Linked DNA regions of Homo sapiens: region 2 is linked to region 1. Evidence: chromatin loops called from intact Hi-C (ENCODE). Cell type or tissue: ovary. All regions are shown on one strand.

Region 1 (8,000 bases):
GAAACTCCTGGAGCCCATCCCCCAGTGGGCTTTCCACGTGCTGCTTCCTCTGCCTGGGTATGCCTTCTTCCTTGCCCAACTGGCAAACTCCTATTCATGCCTCAAGACCCAGCACCAAACTCCTCTGTGGAAGAGAATTGATTTCTTCCTTCTCTGTGTCACTCTACCTAGACGGTTGACATTCCTTGCTGTGTATTGCCAGTATGTGTTTTCAGTGAAGTCTCACCTATCAATTAGGGTTACGAGCTCTTTAAATGCTGGGATGGGATGGGCGCGGTGGCTCACGCCTGTAATCCCAGCACTTTGGGAGGCCAAGGAGAGCAGATCACCTGAGATCAGGAATTCGAGACCAGCCTGGCCAACGCGGTGAAACGCTGTCTCTACTAAAAATACAGAAATTAGCCGGGCATGGTGGTTCGGGCCTATGATCTCAGCTATTTGGGAGGCTGAGGTGGGAGAATCACTTGAACCTGGGAGGCAGAGGTTGCAGTGAGCCGAGGTTGCACCACTGCACTCCAGGCTGGGCAACAGAGCAAGACTCTGTCTCAAAAAAAAAATAAATAAATAAAAAACATTAAAAAAAGAAAAAAAGACTGGGACAGTGTCCTCTCCATTACTCTAGCCCCATCGCCCAGCATGTGCCCGGCATGAAGGCATGGCTCAGTAAAAGAGTTTGGAGTGGGTAAAGAATAAGCTTGTAACCAAAGAAGTCTTTCAACCCTACAGAAGAGTTTCCTTTAAGGGAAGAGAAAGGCCTCACCCACTACTGGCACTGAGAGGTTCCCCAAGACACATATTCTCTGTCCCCTTTGGGCTACTGGTCCTACCTCTATAGCAGAGAGGCCACCATTTACTTTTCTTCTTCTTCTTTTTTTTTTTTTTTCTTTGAGGCAGTCTCACTCTGTTGCCCAGGCTGGAGTAGTGCAGTGGCACGATCTCGGCTCACTACAACCTCCACCTCCCAGGTTCAAGCGATTCTCCTGCTTCAGCCTCCTGAGTAGCTGAGATTACAGCTGTGTACCACCATGCCTGGCTAGTTTTTGTATTTTTAGTATAGACGGGGTTTCACCTTGTTGCCCAGGCTTGTCTTGAACTCCGGAGTTCAAGTGATCTGCCCGCCTCGGCCTCCCAAAGTGCTGGGATTACAGTCATGAGCCACCGTGCCTGGCCACCATTTACTTTTCTCGGTGGTTTGGCTTGTTTTGGCTTGCGGGTATAGGAGACACACTGGGTGGGAGGTGGGGGTACGTTCTATACGTGCTGATTTAATCGTTTCCGATCTGGGGACATTTGAAGGATGCCAGCAAGGCCCCCTGCTGAAAACTATGCTCCCTACCCTGGTGCCAGGGCTGAAAATTTCAGCACTAGACATCCTCTTCTCTCTCCGCAGTCCTTCTATAATGTATTATCAGGGGCCACAGTGAGAGTCTGGGGCCCTCCCAGCTTTCCCCTTATGTCCCCAGGATGGGCCATCCCCAGTTCTGGAAATACGAGTTCGGTGCCTGCACCGGCAGCCTGGCTTCGCTGGAGCAGTACTCGGAGCAGCTGAAGGACATGGTGGCCTTCTTCCTGGGCTGCAGCTTCTCCCTGGAGGAGGCCTTGGAGAAAGCGGGGCTCCCCAGAAGAGACCCAGCAGGTCACAGCCAGGCGGGTGCATACAAGGTAGGGACACAGCCCACAGCCCACAAGGGCAGAATGGCCTGAAGATGCAGATCAACTTACATATTCCTGGGGTGGGGAGAACATGGGCACGGGAGGTGGAAAACCTAAGCTCCAGCCCCAGCTCAGCCATTTCTAGCTGTGCAACCCAGGAGAAATGATCAATCTCTCTGAGCCAGCCTCGGTCCCACTCACCTCTGGGACCACTGTGAGCACCCAGTGTGGCCCTTCTTCATGGTTCAGTGCTGTAAACCAAACCTGCTTGGGATTTCTCTGGCTCCTTTAACTTCAGGCACCTCAGCGAGATTTTTAAAAATCCTCCCTGGCTCCGGTGAGCCTCAGCCAGGGGGAATGAGCCTGGCTCTCTCAATACCCAGGGATTTGTGGCAGAGCCTCGGCCAGGCAGTAGCTCCTGGGTCAGGTCTCTGTCCAGAAAGCTGGGTCATGTTCTTGGCCGGAGGTGGCCTCTGGCAGTCACAAACACAGCACAGCCGGCGTCTCTGGGACGTGCCTGCTGTGCCTCTCCCAGCCCCTACTTGTCAAGGTGAGTGCACTCGATTCCCTGGTTCCACAGACCCTTCCTGGACATCTGTTGGTAAAGTCTGAGAGTTCACTCTGCTCCATCAGTGGTCAGCCAGCATAAACAGCCAGGCTCCAGGTTTCTTTATTTATGGAGGACTTGGATCAGAGATTTTGTCTTGGACTCTGGGACATTTATTAAAATGTCTTGGTTTGGGCTCCTGCCAGAGAGGCCCCAGCTGCCTCTGATCAGCAACAAAGCTGCCCATAGTCTGTGCTGCCTTCATGGGTGAAGTGTGCCCGAGCGGTTCTCTTGAAGCTAGGGAAGGGTGGGGATGGGACCCCAGCCACTGGCAGGCACCCATGGCAGTCTCTGGCTCTGGAACACAGCACCCTTTGTAGGAGGTGGGAGCTGAGAGGGCCCCATGGCTCGTCACATGCAGATTCTCATTTTAGATGAGGAAACCGAGGTCTAAAGAGAGAAAAGGACTTGCCCAAGTCCCAAAGCCAGATGGGAACCTGGAACCCCTGGCTCCCATCTGTACAATGTCAATAACAGAGATGTGACAATTAAATGATGCTTTGCAGTCACAGGGTCTGCTGATATGGCAACTGTTTGTTGCCTACAAAGGTGCAAGTAAGTGTCCACAGTAAGTGCTCAACAGGGCTTCACTGACCCCGATGCTTATCAAATAGCTTTCAGTCTAATATCGACACCTCTGCCCCTGGGCTCCAGGGAGAGATGGCCAGACAGCCATCTGGGATTCCATTGGCCACCCCCAGACGGGATGTGTCTCAGCCTTGGGGAGGGCTGCCTGGCTCTGCCAGTGGCTCCAGCATGTCCCCTCTCCTGGGTGCTATTATGCAGACACTGCTGGCAGCCACACCGAGGTTCCATCCTGCTGCCGCCAGGGTGGTGATAGCAAGCTCTTTAGGTGGTGGCCAAGACTGTCACAGTGGATTATAGTCCTGGCCATGTCCTAAATCTTTCATAAGCTCTATTGCAGGCACCAGAAACCATTCAGGAGGTGGGGTGGGGGAGCGAAACACCAATAAAAGTCACACAGATCAAACCGGGCAACATCTGTTAAGGCAGGAGGCACCAGGCCGTGCTCCATGGGGTCTGGGGACAGGCTTGTTGCTTGTGTGGATTCAGGAGGCAGAGTGAACACCAGCTCCTCCTGTGATGTTCTCCCTTGCCTCCCTCTGCCCGTGATTCACCAGAGGCTGTTTACCTTTGGTCCATGGCCCTTGCAGTCCCTAGAGAAATTCAGAGGCTCCATGATATTGGATGGGAAAAAAAGTACGTTTTTCTTTTCCCTTCTTCCCTCCCTCCCTTCTTTATTTTATTTTATTTTTATTTTTATTTTTGACAGTTCTTGCTCAGTTGCCCAGGCTGGAGTGGTGCAGTGGCACAGTCACAGCTCACTGCAGCCTCAACCTCCTGGGTTCAAGAGATCCTCCCATCTCAGCCTCCCGAGTAGCTGGGACCATAGGCATGTGCCAGCACACCCAGCTAATTTATGGTTTTGGTTTTTTTTGGTAGAGACAGGGTTTCGCTGTATTGCCCAGGCTGGTCTTGAACTTCTGGGCTCAAGCGATCCAACCTTCTTGGCCTCCCAAAGTGCTGGTATTACAGGCATGAACCACTGTGCCCAGCCTCAATTTTATTTTCATAACCTCAACTCACATTTAGCATTTCCTTCAATTATGAATGTAGGCAGCAAATGGCTGTCATATCAGCAGACCCTGTGACTTCATGGCTGGCAACAGAAATCACAGATATCTTCATATCACGTTAGAGTTCTTCCTGATGTCTCAAAAATATCCTATATGCTGATCACTACTTCAAAGTTACAATGATAGTAGAACTGGCATCTTGTTTCTTAGGCTGCTACTGAGGAAGCATGCATATTGTCTCACATTTTTCCTTTTTTTTTTTTCTTTGAGATGGAGTCTTGCTCTGTCACCCAGGCCGGAGTGCAATGGTGTGATTTCGGCTCACTGCAATCTCCGCCTCCTGGGTTCAAGCCGTTCTCCTGCCTCAGCCTCCCGAGTAGCTGGGACTAGAGGCGCGTGCCACCATGCCCGGCGAACTTTTGTATTTTTAATAGAGATGGGGTTTCACCATGCTGGCCAGGCTGGTCTCGAACTCCTGACCTCGTGATCCGCCCACCTCGGCCTCCCAAGTGCTGGGATTACAGGTGTGAGCCATCGTGTCTGGCCACATTTTTCTATTATTTGATAACTGTGCTTGCAGGATAATTGGTTTCCTTTGGAATCCTGTGCATTTTCTTGTATGCAGTTAAAGGCATTACTTTGACCAGGGGTCCACAGCTGTACTAGTCTACCAAAGGGGTCCGTGGCACACAAAAAGTTAAGATTCCCTATTTTAAACCAGTAATTAACAGCAAACTCCCTCTCTCTATGTCACATAAAAATAGAAGCTAATTTCTATAACAGCTACTCCTCCTTCATTTAGCTGCCTTGAACTCTTGGTGCTCAGAGCTTGGATCTGTGCTAATTCCATTTTTTAACATTTTCACTTGATTTTTTTTTTTTTTTGGTCAGACAACAGTGCCTTGTGTTACCCATGCTGGCTTCTGCTGCCCTCTGGTGGTCACGATGAGGCCCATTCCCAAGGACAAGCTGGAAGGGCTGGTGCGGGCCTGCTGCTCCCTCGGAGGTGAGCAGGGGCAACCTGTTCACATGGGCGACCCAGGTCAGTGTCTCTCGCTCCTGCCCATGATCTTCCTGTTCACATGGGCAACCCAGGTCAGTGTCTCTCGCTCCTGCCCATGATCCCCCTGTTCACATCGGCGACCCAGGTCAGTGTCTCTCGCTCCTGCCCATGATCCTGACAGCCTCTCTTGGAGTTGGGCCTAAGAAGCAGACAGGAGTTTGCCACGTTCCTAAGCTCCCATGGCTTGTCTTTGTTTTTACCAGGGGTCTCCAGGGGCAAAGGCCCTGAACAAGGCTCAAAGGCTCTGGCAGCTGTATCAGGGCTGGGCTTACAGATGCCCCTCAGGTTTAAAGGTGCCACCCTTGGCAGAATAGCCAGTCTCACTGTGATGTAAGTTTATATATATCACATCCTTTTGGGTTTTTACCGAGGCTTAATAATACATACATAGGAAAAAATATATATATATATAATGAATATATATATTGGGTTTTGTCCACAATTCCTGGCTCATAACTCCTAAAATTCTTGGAACCTCCAAAATGCTGTATTTTGTCTGATAGGTTCAGGGTGGGGCTGGTCACCAGAAAGACTAAGGTAGGATTAGAGGGTTGGGACTTTCAGCTCCACCCCTCCCCGCAACCTCCAGGGAGGAAAGAGGGGCTAAAGGTCAAGCTGATTACCCACGGCTGATGGTTTAATCAATCATGCTCATGTAATGAAGCCTCCGTAAAACCCCAAGAGGATAGGCTTCAGTGAGCTTCTACATAGCTGAACACATGTAGGTTCCTAGAGGGTGGTGCCTAAGGAGGGCATGGAAGCTCCGCACCCCTTCCCCCACACCTTGCCCTGGGCATCTCTATCTGTATCCTTTGCAATATCCTTTATTTAATTTAATTAAATTAATTAATTTATTTATTTTTGAGACACAGTTTCCCTCTGTCGCCCAGGCTGGAGTGCAGCGTTGCAATCTCAGCTCACTGCAACCTCCATCTCCTGGGTTCAAGCGATTCTCCTGCCTCAGCCTCCCAAGTAGCTGGGATTACAGGTGCCCAACACCATGCCCAGCTAATTTTTGTATTTTTAGTAGAGATGGGGTTTTGCCATGTTGGCCAGGCTGGTCTTGAACGCCTGGCCTCAAGTGGTCTGCCCGTCTTGGCCTCCCAAAGTGCTGGGATTACAGGTATGAGCCACCGCACCCGGTCTGCAATATTTTTTATGATAAACTGGTATACATAAGTAAATGTTTCCTCAAGGTCTGTGAGCTGCTCCAGGAAATTAATCAAACTCAAAGAGTTTGGGTATAATCAAACCCAAAGAGGGTTAATCAAACTGGAAGCCAGTTGGTCAGAAGTTCTGGAGGCCCAGACTTGCAACTGGTGTCTGTAGGGGGGTGGCCTTGGGGACTGAGCCCTCAACCCGTGGGTTCTGATGCTATCTCCAGGTGGAATGGAATTGGAGGGCACCCAGCTGGTGCCTCCTGCTTGATGGTGGGGAGAAACCCCTACAAATTTGGTCACAGGAGTCTTCTGTGTGGATGACTGTTACTGCGGTGTGAGAGCAGAGGAAACACACCATTTAGGTAGAGTTTTTTTCTCTACACGCTCACCCACTGGGGATCTTTGATAAATGTAAAGCTCCTATGAACTTCCAATGAATCTGGGGTTGGAGGAAGCCAAGGGTTGCAGCAGGGCTCTTTGTCCGGAGATTTGAGCTCGAAGCAACGTCTAATCTGGGCTGCTATTCTTTGGTATATTTGGGTAGGAGATGGCTTTGTTCCATATGTTAATTTGAGCTGAAATCCATTGATCCCCAGCGTATTCACTCAATCTGAGAGTGAGTGAACAGATCCAAGATGAAGAGCCAATATCAAGAAGCTGTGCAGGCCTCTTAGAAGGCCTGATGAGAGTTTGAGACTGGGCCTTGGTTGAGGGTCCAAGTTTGGTATACCTAAACTTGCTCAACTGCATAACCGACAACATTAGACAGAACCTAGCCTTTTGTGAAAATGCAGTCAGTACTTGCTAGCTTCATCACATGAGGATGATTCAGGGCCACCCACCAGGATGGTGTCTGCTGAGGAGTTTTATCATTAGCGGGGATGGATTGGGCCCAGCACATCCATCTTTGCTGTCTTCGGGATTAGGTTGCTGCTGGTAGTCAAGCAGCTGAGGTTAGGTGCATGAGATGTGACCCAGCCTGGACCAAGGTCAACCCCCCAAGGCTGGCTTTGGTAGCAATCTGCACAATGAGAGTACTAGGCTCAATGCACCCAAGGATCCTTCCAGAAATCACGCCACACAGTTTGAGATTCTGTTTTCTGAAACCACCATGCCACATGGACTGTAAATTATGGAGTAGCCTGAGTTGTCAAAGCCTTAATCCCTATTCTCCTTCACCTCTTCCTCAAATACCATTTACAATAATCCTGCAATTTGAGTTTCTGTTTTAGAGAAAGAACCATAAACTACTCAACCAGTTCTAATTGGATGCTCCCTGCTGAGGAAATTACATTTTCCTTTTCCATCTGCAGAACTGTTGGGAATCAAAGAGCTTTCCAAACCTGCCTACGGGGATGCCATGGTGTGTCCCCCAGGGGAGGTTCCAGTGTTCTGGCCTTCTCCGCTGACCAGTCTCGGAGCTGTCAGCAGCTGTGGTACGTTGGGGGATAATGGGACAATCGATCTGCCCTAGGATGGAGCCCAGTGGGGTCTAGTTCTTGAAAGCATATTCTCGTAGTACAATGATTTAAAAATAAAGCCATGAAACAAAACACAAAACAGAGGCCTACAGCTACAGTGAATCTCTCTCTGGTTTCCTTCTTTTATTTATTTATTTTTTTTTGAGACAGGGTCTCACTCTGTTGCCAGGCTAGAGTGCTGTGGTGCAATCTCGGTTCACTGCAACCTCCAGCTCCCTGGTTCAAGCGATTTTTCAGTCTCAGCCTCCTGAGTAGCTGGGATTACAGGCATGTGCCACCATGCCCAGCTAATTTTTGTATTTTTAGTAGAGACGGGGTTTCACCATGTTGGCCAGGATGGTCTCAATCTCCTGACCTCGTGGTCTGCCCACCTTTGCCTCCCACAGTGCTGGGATTACAGGCGTGAGTCATCGCGCCTGGCCTGGTTTCCTTCTTTTA
Region 2 (8,000 bases), 880 kb before region 1:
GGCCTTCACTTGTGCTGATCCCTCTGCCCAGAGCAGATGCTCCGTCATCAAACAAATATTCCTTCAACATCCAAGAGGATTCACCGAGTGCTCACCACAGGACAAATGCTGTTCTAGGCACTGACGTCAGAGCACTCAACAAAAGGGATAAACTCCTTGCCTTCAGGGCGCCTCGTTTGTAGAAAAGGTCACAGAGCTCCAAGACACAGAGTTGGTATCTGGTTAAACTGGATCAATTCCAGGTATCGAGACAGCATTTCTTCATTTTAATTTAAAACCTCCAGAGCTGCTGGCCACTAAACACAGAGCAGCATGTAACAAGTCACACGGTAACAGTAAATGAGATAACACAGATGAACTGCCTGGCACGCCACAGGTATTCAATAAACACTAGTTTCTTCTTCCGCAAGACACGCTGATGCCAACTGTCCAACATGGACCCTACGGCCAGTCCCTCTTGTCTTCTAGAGTCCAGTCTATCTGCTACAGCTTCACGGACCCAAGAGTGGGGTGGGGAAAGTGGACACAAGGAAAGAATCTAGGACAGTGATTCCGAGTTTTTTGAATAATCTGTATGTATCCCACAGGGCTCCACATGAAAAATTAACTGAATGACCTGGAAGACAATCTCCAGAGGGGTGACCACAAGGGCCCACCCACCTACTAGGGGACAGAAGCTCTCTGGTCAAGCACCTATATGCTCCCCCATCACCAGCAGCCAAGGAAATTCTACACTGATATCCAGCAGGAAGGAAGTTTCCACAGATGAGAACAGGAGCAGGTTAGCATCTCCTAAGCTAGCCAACTGCTAAGAGAGCTCCAGCGGCCTCCTTTCAGATAACCAAAGCGCATGGGAATGGAAAGCAGGCAGGGACCCCCTGGACAGCTTCCTGCCTGGGGCGGAGGATACATGCCTGTCTCTCGGGATCCTCACAGTCTTCCTCGGTTTGCTTCTTGGTCTTATCAGGGCGCCAGGGCCGCCAGTGCCTCTGGTCACGGGAACGCTCAGCAGCAAGCCAGATCTGCCACCTGGGCAGAGTCTTATCTTTTATTTCCTGGTCATCCTCTTCTGGTTCATCGTCATCCTCATCTAGACAAGAATGAGACTTCTTCACCTCATCAGCAAATAAAACCACCATCGCCACTCAATCAGCCTGCTATGTCAGGGACTGTTGGGCACCCGCAATGCCAAGATGTGTAAGAGCCATGCCAGTCTCCCAGGATACTCAGTGGCATTTAGGAACTCTTTGTAATCAATCAAGTCCTCAGGAAGCAAAGGAAGACAAGGTGATCAAATCAAATTATTTTTAATAGTATAGTGATTAAAATGGAAATGACACATACTCTAGAACAGTACTGTCCAACAGAACTCGCTGTGATGATGAAAATGCCCTACATACCTGCATTAACAGGGTAGCCACATGTGACTCACTGGGCACTTGAGATGTAGCTAGTAAAGGAACTGAATTCCTTTTTTTTTTTTCTGAGATGGAGTCTCGCTGTTGTCGCCCAGGCTGGAGTACAGTGGCACAATCTCTGCACACTGCAATCTCCGCCTCCCAGGTTCAAGCAATTCTCCTGCCTCAGCTTCCTGAGTAGCTGGGATTACAGGTATGTGCCACCATGCCTGGCTAATTTTTTGTATTTGGTAGAGATGGGGTTTCACCATGTTGGTCAGGCTGGTTTCGAACTCCTGATCTCAGGTGATGCACCTGCCTTGGCCTCCCAAAGTGCTGGGATTACGGGCATGAGTCACCAGGCCTGGCCTGAATTCTTAATTTTATTTAATTTTAAATAGCCACATGTGGCTAGAGGTTACTGTATTAGACAACACAGTTTTAGAATGCTAAATGACATTTGATGATGGCACTAGTTTAGATTTTCTTAAGTCATCCGAATTTTTAGCCAGGGACCGTATAATTAATTATGACCTATGCTCACTAGAACTTGCCTTTAAAAAAGCCAAATCAATATCCAATAATTTATTTCACTTTGTTTCCTAACTCTGAACATGTAGAAGGGAAGAGGAAGAAAGCCAGAGTTATCTGTAAAGTTCAAGGTTAAAAAATAAAGTATACAAAATGGTACAGCCACACAGGAAATCATTTTGGCAGTTTCTTACAAAACTAAACATGCACTTAGCATAACTGCACTCTTGGGCACTGATCCCAGATAAATGAAAACCTACGTTTACACAAAAACCTATATGCTAATACTCAGAAGCAGCTTCATGCATAATCGCCAACACCTGGAAACAATCCAAACATCCTTCAGTAGGTTGAACAGTTAAGCTGTGGTCCATTTACACAATGGAATACTACTCAGCAATCAACATGAACAAACCATTGATATATGCAACAATTTGTAGGTATCTCAGGGAAGTTATGCTAAGTTAAAAAAGCCAATCTCAAAAAGTTACACAAAACACAACTGTTCCCAGGGATGTGGACAAATCGGAAGCCTGGTGCCCTGCTGGTGGGAATGTAAAATGGTGCAGCTGCCGTCTGCTGTATGGAAAACAGCATGGCATACTAGACACAGGATTACCATATGAGGCGATTCCACTGCTGAATATCTACCCAGGAGAACTGAAAGCAGAGTCTCAAACAGATACTGTACACCCATGTTCATAGCAGCATTATTCACAATGGCCCAGAGGTGGAAGCAACCAAAATGTGCATTGACAAATGGATGGTATACACACATAGTGGAGAAGTGTTCGGCTTTAAAAAGGAAGGAAATCCTGGCGTGACATGGATGAACCCTGACGACACTACGCTAAGCGGAATCAGCCAGTCACAGGAGGTCAACTACTGTATGATTCCACATCCACCAGGTTCCTAACGTAGTCACATTCATAGAGACAGAAAGTAGAATGACTGCTGGGGCCTGGGGGGAGGGAGAAGTGAGGAATTTGTCTTTAATGGGTACAGACTTGGGGAAGATGAAAAAGTTGCAGAGGTCGATAGAGGTGATGGCTGCATGGCAGTGTGAATGTACTTAATGTCACTCAACTGTACACTTAAAAATGATCAATTTTATATTATATTTTACAACTAAAAAATTTTGTTAATGTTATATACCTTATGATTCCATTTATATAACCTTCATGAGATAACAGGAAAACAGAGAGAGAACAGATTAGTGGTTCCCATGAGTTAGGAGGGGGAAGGGGCAGACGTGGCTAAGAAAGGATACTGTGAGGGAGCCCTGCAGTGATGAAACAGTCTGATCTTGATTGTGGTAGTGATTACACAAAGCTACACACGTGACAGAAACTGCCTAGTACCATAGAAACACACACACCAATGAGTGCATGTAAAATGGTGAAATGTGAATGAACTGCAGACTGTACCAATGTCAGTTCCCTGGTTCTGACATTATACTGTGGTACTACCACTGGAAGGAACTGGATGAAGGGTGCACAAAACCTCTGGGTACATTTTTTCTACTTCTTGTGACTCTATACTATTTCAAAATAAAACATTTTTAAAAACTTAAAACACATAATATGTATACGTAGTATAATAATAATATATTGTGTATATTAGCATTATAGATCATATATATTAGCATAATGTATATATTAGCATTCTATTATTCCACCAATATTCTGCCTAAATGCTCTTCTGAGTTTCTCAAAGAAGAAAACTGAATGTATTTATCACCTTCTTCTAAAGATCTATGTTTAAAGTAATCCTTTAATCACCCTGAAAAACTCTTATAAGAGAAATTACCTTTGTGAGTCATACATCAGACTTAGATACCTGAATTTACTACATTAAGGACTCAAAAGATTACAGAGCTTTGGACACACATTCATGTATAACAACTACATACTAACAGAAAGTGAGGGCAAGAGAGAAGAAACATGCTATGATAAATGCTTGACTGCAGGATGAAATCAACTACCCTCTCAACGCTAACCTTTCAGGGTAAATAAGAGAAGTTAAAAATAAAATAAAAACAAAAATTGTTATCAATTAGGTTTGCTGGAATCAAGAAAATTTTCAGCCTTTCTTTTGACCCTTCTAGTTTTTTGGAGGACTTCCATTAAATTCATTAGAAAGAAATTCATAAATTCAGCAAGTTTCTCCATAATGGAAATGTGTGAGAAGCTTGCAGAGAATGTAAGTACCAACACAAGTCTCTAACTTGATGCTAAAAGTCAAGGTTTTGATATTCATTTGCATTCCCTTTTGGAGAAAACTAACTTTACACCTGATTTTAAGTGACCATTAGATATCTGGAAACTTATCAGAAGTAAAATTAGTCTGTGGACACTGCTATGAAAACTTTATTGTCACAGAAATGCAGAACACAGCAAACCGTGTAACAGATACTATGCATTGTAATGGGCTCGCTCTCTAACAAAAACCAAACAAAACCAAAAAACAAAAAAACTAAGCCTAAAAACACAGACCCATGCTAAGTCAGTCACTCAGAGAGGAGAGTTACTAATCAGACTTCTGTTTTTTTGGCCTTTGCTTATGCGGTCTTGCAGACTCAGTGGCTGAGTGCAATACCTACTTCCGTTTCATGCAGGCTGTTTTTCTTCATACATAAAACCACTGGTCAGCCTGATGAATAGTTCTCATTCTTTTTGGAAAAGAACACTCCAGGGAAATCTAAACAGCTGAGACTCTGACAGCCCCAAGTGAGGCATGATCACTGCCTGACAGCACTGCCCAGAGGAGAGTTACCCCAAAACACCTGAAGGGCCCCTCTCGCTTCTTAGTGGTAATAGAGATGCTCCCTGGCCCGGAGCTCTGAACTGTCGTGCAAGACAATACCTAATCCAAAGTTTTCATGGTGCAAATGAATAAACAAAGAAAGGTCACACCTGTGAGAAGAGGCTCACTGAGCCTAGGCAAGGAGTCAATCTCCTGAGTCCTTGTCCATCACTCTTTCCCTATAGAACTTTCAACGAAATCATCATCTGCCTGGCAGATCTCTCTCTATGCTGGAACTGCCTTTCGGGGAGTGAAGCAGTTCCTGAATGTCTTAGAGTTGTGCTGTCCAATACGTCACCATTAATATGTGGCTATCAAGCACTTGAAAAGTAGCTAGTCTGGGCTGGGTGCGGTGGCTCACATCGGAAATCCCAGCACTTTGGGAGGTAGAGGTGGGCGGATTACTTGAGGTCAGAGGTTCCAGACCAGCCTGGACCAATACAGTGAAACCTTGTCTCTACTAAAAATACAAAATTAGGAGGGCGTGGTGGTGCATACCTGTAATCCCAGCTACTTGGGAGGCTGAGGCACAAGAATCCCTTGAACCTGGGAGGCGGAGGTTGCAGTGAGCCAAGATCGAGCCACTACACTCCAGCCTGGGCAACAGACCAAGACTCTGTCTCAAAAAAAAAAAAAAGAAAAAAAAGAAAAGTAGCTAGTCTGAACTGAGATTTGCTAAAAGTGTAAAATACACACCAGATTTCAAAGAGTACTAAAAAAAGAATGCAAAATACCTAGTTAATAATTTTTTTTCTTTTTAAAGCATGCAATTGGCATCTGAATCTCTGGTTAATAATTTTAAAATACTAATTACATACTGAAATGTTTTGATATACTAGATTAAGTAAAATACACTATCAAAATTAACATCATCTGTTCCTTTTTACTTTTTTAATGTGGCCACTAGAAAATTTGAAATTACACAAGAGGCTCACATTATATTTCTATTGGGCAGCTCTGTATTAGAGTATAAATCTGGAAAGTATTTGGGGGTCATTTAGAGTGACAGTTATGTAAATGCTAGGTAATAATTACTTTATAATAGTCCTAAAAAGGTATTTTTCAAAGTATCTGTTGGTCTGTACACTGACAGGATAACAAAAAGACTGTCTGAAATACACACTAAAAAAGAATGGGGTCGGGCGTGGTGGCTCACACCTGTAATCCCAGCACTTTGGGAGGCTGAGGCAGGCAGATCGCTGGAGGTCAGGTGTTTGAGACCAGAGAGACCAGCCTGGCCAACATGGCGACCCTATCTCTACCAAAAATACAAAAATTAGCTGGGCATGGTGGCAGAAGCCTGTAATCCCAGCTACTCAGGAGCCTGACGCATGAGAATTGCTTGAACCCAGGAGGCAGAGGTTGCAGTGAGCTGAGATCCTGCCACTGCACTCCAGCCTGGGTGACAGAGCGAGATTCTGTCTCAAAAAAAAAAAAAAAAAAAGAATGAGGATTGGGGCAGTTATTAACAAGATTCCTTCTTCAGTTGCAGCCTATAAAAGGAAAAAGGGAAATTACAGAAACTTTCAAATCCTCAAAGCATTATGTACTGAAGGAATAAGTCCACTGCTTTAAAACTTCTAAGGGGAACCCATGACATCTACTTAACATTTTTGACATTTTGATGTTTGTGCAATATTCTGAAGCTACTGATAAATAGCTTAAGCAGATAAATAATCATGAGGATGTAAAAACAAATTCCAGAAGAAACAGAAGTACACGTCTTCAATGAGAGGTGACTTACCTGGGTTGATGACCACCCAGCCACCTCGTTCCTGCTGGTGCATCCACGCCTTCCAGCCTCGGGCTCCCTTCTCCCCAGCCCGGGGCTCTCCACTGTCCCAAAAGGGTTCAAAGAATTCCACCTGTTCAGATTTTAGAATGGACGTTAGACCTCACTTGTATAAAACTGCTGAGTCAGTGGGCAAAATCCGCGCTGGTGGATATAAGAGAAGCTTATGATCCTTGAAATCATGTTTGCCATCAGTCTTTGAAGTAGATACATGCTACACACCCCAAGATAGAAAAAAGATCTATCTAGCGTGGCAGGCAGCTTCCAAGATAGCCCCCATGACCCTACCTCTGCCTTGTGGTTTTCACACTCGCATGTGAGCTGGACCTAGTGATTCCAACACACAAAATATGGCAAAAGTGATGGGGGGTCACTCCCGGGATTAGGTTACAAAAAGACCAGCTGAGGTTCAGCAAGAAGGGTCTCCAGATGGGTAGGAAGGGAGTAGTTTCCTAGTTCTTATCCTGCCAGGCCAGTCTAACCAGGGACAGTGGCACTGCCAGTTCACCTAGTATCACTGGACCCCCGAGCTAATTCCTAAAGTCATGCCGCTTTCAAGATATTTTGAGAGGAAGGTTCCAACAAGACAGACCATGAGCTACGTGACACAACCATATCTTAAGTAACTATATATTCCTAACACCTGGCACAATACTTACTGCCTAGCAGGGACTCAATAAACGCTTGTTGGCACAGATCTGAACAAGGCAGGCGACCAGGGAGTAAAAAGGTCTGCATTTTTTATTTTTATTTTTGAGACAGAGTCTCGCTCTTGTTGCCCAGGCTGGAGTGCAGTGGTGTGATCTTGGCTCACTGCAACCTCCACCTCCCCGGGCTCAAGCAATTCTCCTACCTCAGCCTCCCGAGTAGCTGGGATTACAGGCATGAGCCACCACACCCAGCTAATTTTGTGTTTTTTTAGTAGAAACAGGGTTTCTCCACGTTGGTCAGGCTGGTCTCCAACTCCTGACCTCAGGTGCTCTGCCCACCTTAGCCTCCCAAAGTGCTGGGATTACAAGCCTAAACCACCGCGCCCAGCCTAAAGGTCTGCATTTTAAAGCCTGGCCCCATTAGCACCTCCCTCATTCATTCGAGCATTAGGTGTGTGGTAAGCAGCTCACTGGCAATAAATCTTTCCCTATGGAACAGAATGTGAACACAGCAATGAACAGAAACGTGATCATGTTATCAACTGGAAACAGGACTGTGAAAGTGAGCCAATAACCTACTCAGTGAAAGCTTTTGTAAGAAACCTTTTGAAGAGGACAAGCAGGCTTCCAGTGGGCACAGCATGGGCCATGAGCCACAGGATTATCTAGCCTGAGCCCTGGGCAATGCCACACACGCCTGGAGGAGTATTGCCTCCAGGAGAGTCACGTCAGGGCAGGGCAAACGTCCTGACACGTCAGTCATCCTCAGAAAGGGGAACCAGGACGACTACGCTCCCTCTTTAGAGGTCTGGCTCTTGTAAGAGT

The links. A loop is a pair of places that touch in the nucleus more often than their neighbours do. Peaks named below come from ENCODE experiments on the same cell type or tissue, not always from the same donor. Only the 100,000 strongest peaks of a DNase experiment are listed, where the experiment ranks them.
Region 2: it touches region 1 in a loop (2.9-fold over the local background); 3 of 110 quality-filtered maps call a loop at or near these places.

What each region holds. Positions count from the first base shown.
Region 1 is chr14:91,168,540-91,176,539 of GRCh38, forward strand. It overlaps DGLUCY (D-glutamate cyclase), which reads left to right. Exons shown (of 14, transcript NM_001102368.3): 5 at 1,464-1,662; 6 at 4,750-4,900; 7 at 7,395-7,517. Among named protein-coding and RNA genes, the nearest start is that of SNORA11B, 46 kb to the left of the region's middle. In ovary, a CTCF peak has its summit at 4,788 (motif pointing left); DNase peaks (open chromatin) are centred at 1,602, 2,128, 2,427 and 4,812; H3K27ac peaks cover 1,072 bases.
Region 2 is chr14:90,291,783-90,299,782 of GRCh38, forward strand. It overlaps NRDE2 (NRDE-2, necessary for RNA interference, domain containing), which reads right to left. Exons shown (of 14, transcript NM_017970.4): 8 at 6,478-6,598; 9 at 915-1,090. Among named protein-coding and RNA genes, the nearest start is that of NRDE2, 36 kb to the right of the region's middle. RefSeq lists an enhancer at 1-820. In ovary, no CTCF peak of the experiment used is centred here; no DNase peak of the experiment used is centred here.